Linked DNA regions of Homo sapiens: region 1 is linked to region 2. Evidence: read pairs that join two places in POLR2A ChIA-PET (ENCODE). Cell type or tissue: PC-9. All regions are shown on one strand. Links, peaks and the distances in the headings refer to the core of each region. The heading gives the core; the rest is flanking DNA.

Evidence for each region. Peaks named below come from ENCODE experiments on the same cell type or tissue, not always from the same donor. Only the 100,000 strongest peaks of a DNase experiment are listed, where the experiment ranks them.
Region 1: POLR2A ChIA-PET joins it to region 2 with 8 read pairs; 1 of 35 experiments calls an interaction of 5 or more read pairs at or near these places.

The regions. Positions count from the first base shown.
Region 1 is chr10:47,337,687-47,343,186 of GRCh38, forward strand. No RefSeq gene overlaps it. Among named protein-coding and RNA genes, the nearest start is that of RBP3, 7.9 kb to the right of the region's middle. RefSeq lists an enhancer at 4,844-5,500. In PC-9, for the core only: CTCF peaks have their summits at 3,054 (motif pointing left) and 3,255; a DNase peak (open chromatin) is centred at 3,085.
Region 2 is chr10:47,551,441-47,556,678 of GRCh38, forward strand. It overlaps a transcript of ANXA8 not described here, the pseudogene BMS1P2-AGAP9 and the pseudogene BMS1P2. Among named protein-coding and RNA genes, the nearest start is that of AGAP9, 30 kb to the left of the region's middle. RefSeq lists enhancers at 1,767-1,816, 1,837-1,956. In PC-9, for the core only: no CTCF peak of the experiment used is centred there; DNase peaks (open chromatin) are centred at 1,501 and 2,081; H3K4me3 peaks cover 1,597 bases; H3K27ac peaks cover 1,434 bases.

The DNA of each region.
Region 1 (5,500 bases), core at 232-5,231, 210 kb before region 2:
AATAAACATCTCCATTTTACATCTCCCCATAAGACTCCTTAAAGCGGGGATGTAAAAGGGAGATGTTTATTTTAAAGAATAGGCTCATGATATCTCTGGATTGTAATGATTAAATGAGAACATGGTGTACAACTGCATTTCCATATGCAAAAGAATAAATTTGCTTCCTTACCTCATAGCATAATCAAAACTTAACTCAAAATGGATCAAGGACCTAAAAATAAGAGCTAAAACTCTTAGAAGAAAACATAGGGGTAAGTCTTTATGAGCCTGGCTTTGGAAAAAGATTCCTAGATATGACATCAAGAGCAATGAAGGCAAAATTAGATAAACTGGACTTCATCAAAATGAAAACATTTTGTGCTTCAAAGGACATCTTCAAGAAAGTGAAAGATTAATCCACAGAGTGAGAGAGAATACTTGCTAATTACGTATATGATAGGGGACTTGAATCTAGCATATATAAAAAACTCTTACAACTCAATAATAAAATGATAAATAACCTAATTTTTAAAATAAGCAAATCATCTAAATAGACATTTCTGCAAGGAAGATACACAAATGGCCAATAAGCACATGAAAAGATGCCCAACTTCATTAGTCATCAGGCAGTGCAGATCAATGCTGTAATGAGATACCCCTTCACACCCACTGGGATGGCTATGATCAAAAAGTTGGATAATAATTGTTTTCAAGGTTGTGGAGAAATCAGAACTCACACATTGCTGGTGGGAGTGCAAAATTATACAGTCTCTTTGGAAAACTGGCAGTTCCTCAAAAAGTTAAACATAGAGTTACCATATGACCCAACAATCCCATGCCTAGGCATGTATCCAAGAGAAATGAAAATGTATGTTCACACAAAAACTTATACAGACATTTTTATAGCAGAATTATTCATAATAGCCAAAAGGTGGAAAAAAAACAAATTTGTATCAGTTAATGAATGAATAAACAAAATGTGGCATATGCATAGAATGGAATATTATTCAACCATAAAAAGGAGTGAACTTGAGTCCAGGAGGTGGAGACTGTAGTGAGCCATGGATGAACCTGCAACATTGATGAACCTTGAATACATTTTGCTAAATGAAATAAGCCAGTCACAAAAAGTCACATATTATACGATCCTATTCACGTGAAAAATTCCAGAACAGGAAAATCTATAGAAATCGAAAGTAGATGAGTAGTTTCTTAGAGCTGGGAGGCAGGGATGCGGGTGTGGATAGTGGGTAAGAGCTGAAGGTTACAGGGTTTTATTTTGAGGTGATGAAAATGTTCTAATATTATTGATTTTGGTAATGGTCATAAATTTCTGTGAATACTAAAAATCATTGAATTATATACTTTAAATGGGTGAATTGTATCTCAAGAAAATCATTTTAAAAAAAAGATTAAACGAGACAATCTTCATGACAGGGTACAAACAGAAGCGGTAAGTATTTTCCAAAGCCATTCTGCCTTTGTCCCAGCTACTTCTTCCCTTTTATGAGTCAAAGCATCTCCTCCAATTCCTCACTGTTAGGCTGTCCTCAGATGACAGAATCCAGGCTTTTCTTCTCAGAGACAGATCCACCGGTGGGGAAACAGATGCCCCTGTAGACCAAGTCCTCTCTGCAGCAAGGCTCAGGACACACAAGCCCAGGTTTCCAAAGCACAGGACTGTCAGGGCAGCGCCCGGCACAGGGCTTCGTGGATGTGGTGCTCCACTGAGATACCTACCTCAGCATCCCTGCTCAGCTTCTAGAAAGTGCCTAGGGTGCTGATGAAGGAGGACACTCAGGGAGGAAGATGACTCCTGTGAGTGCCTGCTAGGGACCTCCTTGCCTTAGACCACCCCGAGCCCCTGGACCAACATTCCCACTTCCTTGAATCAGTTCCACATCAGATACCTTAGGCAAGAGAGAGAGAAGGCTGCCTCCTGCTGCCTGGCCACACTTCGCACCCCCTGCTCCCTGCATACTCCGCCTTGCCCAGAAGTTGGTCCTCATGTTGAGCCCACATCCAGATGAGTGGACCCAGCCTCGCTCCCTGGACTTTAAGCCAGCCCTGGGCCCTGAGCCCTCCCTGCTCTCAGGCCTCCCCGGTGAACCCTGCTTCCCAAACCCTGCAATGTCCTGCTGTCAGATTCCCAAGGCTGTGTTCCACTAACGACTCCCAAGCCCCCTGTGTCATCCCACCTAATGGCCTGGATTCCTGAAGGGCGCCCGGGCTGCTCTGCCTGTTGGGTTCAGGCTTCACCCCTGCATCTGTCAGTGCGGGGTCCATCTCCTCCGTCTCCTCTAGACTAATGCCCTGCAGTTACTGGAGACACAGCCTTGCCACAGCCACAGGGGTCCTAGTCCCTGCTGGAGCCTCTCTCCCCACCCCACCTCCTGCCACAAGTCCGTGCCTGGGATTACGACACAAACAGGAACCAAAGCTCAGGGCAGTGTGTGTGGGATCCTCTCTCCCTTTAGCAGGTCCATGTCTCCTCAGCTCTGTGCTCTTGAGCAAGTTCTGTGCTCTCCCTGAGCCCCAGCTTTCTCATCCCCAAAGCAGAAGGAGCAGTGGCTTAGGAGAAATGGCCTGGGTGGGGAGTGATGAAGGCATCATCCATAAACACGGCACATGCCCTGCAGATTCAGACAGCAGGGACCCGACTCCGATCCTGGGTCGCTAGCCTTGTGGTCTTACCTTCCTGTTAAACAGTGTCATTCATGCATTCTCTCCAGATGCAAATTGCTTCCTCATTTCTTTGTGCAAATCAAGCCTTCCAAACAGCCTAAGGCCCCACCCTCCTGTGTTCAGTCTCTAGGATATCTCTGGCTGAAATGTACTCTGTCTGAAAACTTGAACTTCTGTCCTCACTGCACAGAAAAGGTGTCGCGCAGGGAAGGGCAGGACAGCCATGTGCTTCCGAGGGGCTTCCATCCTGCAGAGAAGGGGCTTCTATCCTTCCACCCAACCACTGTGTGGGTGATGAGCCCCTGGCTGATGGGAACTTGGTCACTATTCTGAACCCATTACACACCTCAGAACTCATCCAGGTTCAAAGGCCCTAGGCTCTGCTGCCTGACACACAGCACCCCCTGGAGGCAGCAGTGGGTAATGCACCCTCATGATTCCAGCTCCTGCTGGAATCACTGACATCAGGCAAGTGATGTCATCTTTGAGGCTGTGAATACTTTCTAATATAGATCATTAACAGCTGGAATAATCTATGTTCTGATACTTCAGTTATCGTTTTCCTCTGATGACACAAAACTGTGAAATGCTCAGTCGAAAAGTAGGAATAAGGTATAAGCCCAACCAGCCCTCCTTTCATGCTTAGCGCAATACTTCTCAGCCCCTCAAGTACTTGAAATAATATCAATTCCATACAAACTTTTCCCAGCAAATAGAAAGGGGGAGGAATAGGAAGAGAAAAAATTACTTTCCAACACTTTTATGAGGTAGACGTTACCTAGATACCAAAACCAAAAGAAAAGAAAACTTGAGAGCGATATTCCTTATAACCATGCAAAAGCCCTCAACAGAATACCAGTACATTAAATCCAGGAACATATTCAAAGGCTAATACATCATGAACAAGTGAGATTTAACCCATAAATGAGTGGCTGGTTCGAGATTAGAAAACCAGTCAATATGATTAACTATGTTAACAAACTAAAGAAGAAAAAACATCATGTTAGTAGATGCATCTGACGATATTCAAAACTCATTCACGATTTTTAAAAAATTCTCAAATTACTAGGAATAGAAAAGAATTTTCAACTGATAAAGGGCATCTACCAAAAAAAAATCTACAGCTAACTTTATATTTAATGGTAAACTGGATGTTTTCCCCCTAAGATCACGAACAAGGCACTGGAGACCCTAGCAAGAGCAATAAGGCAAGAGTAAAAAATAGCATCCTCGTGGCAGGCACCCGTAGTCCCAGCTACTCCGGAGGCTGAGGCAGGAGAATGGCGTGAACCCGGGAGGCGGAGCTTGCAGTGAGCCGAGATCACGCCACTGCACTCGAGCCTGGGCAACAGAGCGAGACTCTGTCTCAAAAAAAGAAGAAAAAAAAATAGCATCCTTAAGTTGTCAATCAAGAAATGCAACATGAACACCCCTTTAGAAAATTCCAAGGAATCTTCCAAATGTATACTAGAATAAATGAAGGAGTTTAGCAAGTTGTAAAATATATGATCAAAACATAATGAATAACTGGACATTAAAATTTAAAGAAAAAAGTGCCATTTACAATAGCACCAAAAAAAAAAAACCCCACAAAATACATGGGTATAAACCTAGCAAAATATTTGCATGATCTATATAGTGAAACCACACAACACTGATAAATAAATCAAAGAAGGCCTAAATAAGTAAAGAGATATAACGTATTCATGGGTTGGAAGACTCAGTATTGTTAAGAGGTAAATTGTCTGCAAACTCATCTATGCATTCAATTCAATCCCAATCAATAATCTGATTGTAAAGTCAATGATTTGAATCAAAAATGTATATGGATAATCAAAGGAACTAGAATAGCCAAAATAATTTTGATAAACAATAACAAAGTTGGTAGACTCAGATTACATAATTTCAAGACATATTATAAACTGTAGTAAACAAGAGAGTGTGATGTGGGTAGAAAACAGACAAATAGATGAACGCAGTGGAATAGACTGTGTAGAAATAGGCCCACACAGATGCGATCAATTGCTTTTTTATCAAGATGCCAATACAATTCGCTAGAACAAGGAAAGTCTTTTCAACAACTAGCGTGGGCTCAACTGGATATCTAATTAACTGAAAATACATCATAGACTCACGTGAAACCTAATACTGTAGAAATTCTAGAACAAAATACTAAAGGAAAGGTTTTGTGGCCTTGAGATCAGCAAAGATTTCTTAGCTGTGTCACTAAAAGCATGAATCGTAAAGGGAAAAAATGATAAATTTGGACTCATCAAAGAAAAACTTTCAATCTTCAAAAGACACAGTTGACAACATGAAAAGACAAGGCATGGACTAGAAGAAAATATTTGCAACACATATATCAGGCAAAAGTCTTACATCCAGAACATAAAAATAACTTTTACTTTATCAATAATAAGACAAACAACTGCCTCCCTTCCCCAACAAATGAGCAAAAGATTTGAACATCGATTTCACCATAGAAGACATACAAGTGGCCAATGAATACATAATAAGATGCTCAACGCCATTAATTGTTAAGCAAATACAAATTAAAATCACAATGAGATGCCACAACATACCTATTTGAATGGCTAAAATTTAACTGTCTCTCCTTACCAATTGTTGCCACTAATGTGGAGGAACTGGTAGTCTCTTGCTGCTGGTAGAAATTTAAATTTTGGAAAACAGTTGAGTCATTTCTTAAAATGTTAAATATACATTCCTATCCTAGGTATTATATTACTCCAGCAAAAAGAAAGACACACATCCACACGAAGACTTGCACTCAAATATCCATATCAGCTTTCTTTTTTTTTTTTTTTTAACAGTC
Region 2 (5,238 bases), core at 1-5,000:
TTGTAAAACATATCCAGAGGGAAAAAGCACACTTATCACCATAGAAACAGTTTAAAGTTTAGGAAGAATCAAATTCTATAAATTCTTGTATCTTGGGCAAGAAACGCCAACCAGTGTGCAGATGCTGGAGGCAAGGCAGCTTCTATGGCAAGTCTTCTCACGTTTTAGTAAAAGCCACACAGCATGCATCTCCATGTCCTTTGGAGCTGGACTAGACTTGTGAATCCAAATGTCACCTGTGAGAGGCTCCTAACTATTTAAAAAGATTCAATGGAAGAACCATCAGACTGTAGCTAAACACACCTGTGAAAGGATCGAGACATCCACACAGCAGACTGAACTGCAAAAGCATTGGCATTTCTCTTCTGGGCATTTTCTTAGTCTCCTAGCTGGAGATCCTGCAGATGCCACTTCTTTTTCTTTGCAGCTTTGGGTCCACCGTTTTTCTTTCTGTGTTTCTTCTGGTCCTTAGTCTCCATAGTGGCTATTTACCAATAACAAGTAACTCTAACCTACAAGGAAGAAGGTTGGGGTAAGGAGGTGGGAGAAGCATTTTACAATCCAGGCAATACCCAGGGAAAAACATTAAATTTCATTTATTTCTTTATGAAGACATGATGTATTTGTTCACTGAACAAGGGTAGAAACTGCTTAACCATCCCCAATTTCATTTCTCTCTGTTATGCTATAAATTAGATGAGTTACCTCTGCTAAGGTTACATTCTATGGTTAAGTTACTTTTTATTCATCTCAAGTGTCAACATCACCAGTACCTATTTCTGCAAGGATGGAAATATTCTATATCTGTACTTTTCAGCCATTTAGCCATTAGCCACATGTGGTTACTTAAAATGTACTTCAGAGAAACTGAAAAAATGAATTCTTAATTAATTTCATTCTAACTCTAAATAGTCACATGTGGCTACCATACTGGACAGCTCAGACCTAGACATCGACTGGACTAACGAAGTGGTTTCCTAACTTAAACCAGAACTTAAATTTCAATAAAAAATTTAAAACGTTTTTATGAACTTCCAATAGGATCGCAGTATTACTTTTAGTACCTGTTGACTCTAAAACTTCTAAATTACAGCTCATCTACATACATTTGAAAAATAGCAATATCTGTATGTGTGAGATATGACTGGTTTTAGATGATGCCTGGAGACCCCATGGACTTACAGAGACCCTTCCAGTGATTTCTGAGGTACCTGGGAATCTGTGGCCAATAAATTGGTAGTCACTGAATCTGTGAGTTTTTTTGGAATATCGGGCTGCATAAAATCTGACAGCTTGATTGAGAAAAAGCGGGGCAGGGTACCATTTCATTCAGTTAAGGTCCTGTATTCATTCCGTTTAATAAATGTTTGTGTCTGTCTATGATGTGCTAGCCACTGTGCCAGAAAATGGATATAGCTATGGTCTGATTGGCAGAGGAAATCCAAACTAGTATCTTCCGTGCCATGCAATAAGGGCTACATTGCAAGGCTGCAGAGGGTGCTACTGGAGCACAGAAGTGAGTCAGAGGCTTCTCACAGACACACACACGAGCGGAAACAGAAAGTCTTTATATATCACCATATGTCAAGGAACACTGGCCGGGAGTTAGGAGAGCTGGGCACTAGGAACGCTTTGAAACTGAATAGCTGTGTGATTTCAGAGGTTATATTGCTTCTCTACTATATTTTACTGCCGAACTTGTACTGTTTCTCTCCCTTTTCTTCTTGGTGGGAAAAGCACAATTTGGGGTCAACAGATTCGGCTCAGGTCTAAGTCGCCTGCCGGGACCACGTCGCCAGGAAACGACGTCTCCCCGACACCTTCCCTCCCAGTCCGGGCTCTCTGCAGGGATTCATCCCGTCACTCTCCCAACGACCCCCGGGCACACCTCAGGCAGATGCGAAATATGCCGCTCCTCGGGAGCAAAGATGACCCGGAGGACCGGGGGAGGACCTTCCCATGCGCACGACTCGCGATCTTCCCAGTGCCCCAGAGCCACGGACCCAACCGCCGCCTACCCCAGCCCGCGGCACCAAACCTGTTCACAACTGCGACTCCTTAGGTCCGCTTGGACACCGCCGGAAACGGAAATTCACCCTCGCGCCGACTCGCCGGAGGGAAACAAAAAGGCAGAAAAAAAGGGACCGCCGCCTGGATGACTTTCAGGGGACAGCTGGAAGAAAGACTCGTCAACGGCCGAGTGCTGGCGCCGGCGCCGTCTGCGCAGTGCGTTCCACCGGGTCCGCGTCCCTCCCGATTCAGCCCCACCCCGCCCTCGGAATCCGCTGCCTCAGCTCCTGCTGTGGCACTCCCCAGCAGCTTGCACCTCGCTCGCGGAGTCCTTGCTGAAGGCCAGGGCAGCTGTGCGGCCTGGCGCGGGTTACTTGATGCCGTGCAAAAGCCAGGAGACACATTTGGTTCTGGCCGCCCCGGAGTCACCGTGCCCGGGGCGAATGGACTATGGCTGGATTGGGAGTCCACTTCCTCCTCTGTAAAGATGACAGACGAGGGAGATCTCGCGTTCTGGGGGTGCCCTATAGCCCTCTTTTGGCCAGAAGCGGTGGATCACGCCTGTAATCCCAGCCTTTTGGGAGGCCGAGGCAGGAGGATTGCTTGAGCCCAGGAGTTCAAGACCAATCTGGGCAACATAGGGAGGCTACATCTCTCAAAAAATAAATAAATAAATAAATAAATAAATAAATAAATAAAAATAAAGCCAGCGTCGTGGCAGGGCGCCTGTGGTCCCTGTGGTCCCTGTGGTCCCAGCTACTCTGGAGGCTGAGGCGGGACGATCGCTTGAGCCTGGGAGGCAGAAGTTGTAGTGAGCTGAGATCGAGCCACTGCACTCCAGCCTGGGCGACAGAGCAAGACACTGTCTCAAAGAAAAATAAATAAATAAAATAAGGCCCTCTTTTTCCGGGACCAACAGACTCTGAGGGCAGGGACAAACTGACCCAGCCTAAACTGCCTCGCCTTCCCTGCTCCCGGGAAAGGGGCTTTCCCTGAGGGAAGGTAGCATCTTGCCATTTTCTTCCTGCACAGCTTTGCCTTCCCAGGGATCCACCCATTGCCACCTGAGGAAATGCCTTGGAGCCCATCTAATCCCCAGCCCAGCTACTTGGGACGCCTACAGAGACTACATTGTCAGAGGATGCATCTTCCTCTAGTCTTGGAGGGTTTCTTTTCAATATGATCCCACCGGTGCATGCAAGGCTCAATTCTACATCAAAAAACTAGGCCCACTCCTGTCACCGAGACCCCCAGGCTTCAGGTCCTGTCACAGTGACCTTGTTATCACCCCCAGCAGCCCCCAGGTATTCACTCTGCATAGGCTATATACTGGGTGCTGCACTAGGGAGGCTACCTACGTGGCGCATGCTTCCCTTATCCCTGAAGAGCTTAGGATGTTGTAACTTCTTCACACTAGGCCTCTTACTTCTTGGAGATGTCAGTAGCCGGGTAAATAATCTTTCTAACATCCTTTTGGTCTCATGAAGCCCATTCTTGTCCTCTGCCCTACCTCAGCTTCCCCCTCCCTCCATGATCAGACCTTAGACCTTGTCAGGTCCAAGGACTGCAACCCTCACAGTATCCCACTCTGACCACCACCTCCTATCTAGAGCAATGGAGAGACTTTGTAGGTGAAAGCTGTCTTTGCTACTGGTTCTCCTATGCTCCCTCGCCTGGCTCCTGCAGGCGGTTGACTTCACCAGGGACACAGTGGCCAGTGCCCAGCAGGTCCCACTCCTCTCACCAGCTCCAGGCAGTTTTATTATAGAGTAACTCTTCTGAGACACCGCTCCTTTCCCCAGCACCTAAGGAAGTATTTCTAGTAAGTTCCAGTGGTATAGCATCGGTGACTCTCCTGACAAGCAGAGGGCCATGGCTGGGTTCCTCTGATGAGGTGCAGGGGCAGGGCACTAAGAGGGGAGGACTCTCCTGAGTTCTCTACCTGAGCCCTAGACTAGTAGCTGCTCCTCCTATACTTCCTACTAGTCTGTGCCTGGTTACTCCACTTCCCTGTTGCAATTAACAATTCCCTAGGTACACTTTTCCTGTTCAAATGACTGTGTGGCTTCTCTTTCCTAATCGGACTCTGACCAATACGCTATCATTTGCCAACAACTCCCAAAGTTTTATCAGTGACTCAGACCTCTAACCTGAACTCCAGCTGCCTCCATGACATATCCATTTGGATGTTTAATGGACATTTCCAAAGTGATATGCCCTACAGAACTCAGAATCTTCCCTCTCAAACCAACTGCTCAGCAGTCTTATGATCTTAGTTGATGGCAATTCAGAAGTGAATTGCAGGACACCCGGTTTGTATCTGCAGAGAGAACTGGAGAACTGCTTAGTGTGGAAAACCCACACATTTGGTTTCAGAAGTGTGTGAGTAGAAACAGTTTTCCTTTTATGTTTGTTGGATGGATAATGATGAACCTAGCAGGACACAGAAAGCTAGGCAGCAGTGGAACTGAGAATGAAGTTATACTTAATAGCAGAGAATGAAAAAGAAAAGACAGATAAAACATTTTGAAGAAAGGACAGTAATGTATTCCCAACAGGTAGGATTTACAGGATGGAGAGAAGAGGCAAAGATAACTACAAAATTTCTAGCCTGAGAGACTGGTAGAAAAAAAATGGTGGTATCAGGGACAGACAGGGGTTATTAAGAAAAAGGATTGGATTTTTAAAATAAAGAAGATCTGGTGTAAAATTATCCTCAGGAAAACTGGAAAACTAGGCATGTACTTCTCTCCATCATGCCCTTGCACAGTGCAGTCCTTCTGCCTGTCCATGCCTCGCCTCCCCCTCCCTAGGATTCCTCTTCCTCTCTTAAGACCCATCTCAAATATCACCTAGACTTGTAAGTAATTTACATGAAACTGGATACCTGAGGTTTCAAGCCTTTATCCCTTTGAAAGTTTTTAATAACAAGTTACTGTTATCTTTTACTAAGTCCAAGTTTATATTCGCCATTTTAACTAGCATCATTTCCGTTTCCAAGAGGTATTTGGTGTGAAAGTGCAACTAAGTTTACTGTTAATCAAGATCAGAATAAAAGAATCTACCAAAAAAATTAACAAGATCCCCCTTTTAATGCATAATCTTCCATCCATCAGGCTGTAAGTTAAATACCTAACATAAAAGAAAGCTGTATGTTTTATGGATATGTACATATATAACTGCAGGGAATATGATTTGGAAGGATATACACTTAGAGAAGACTGGGGT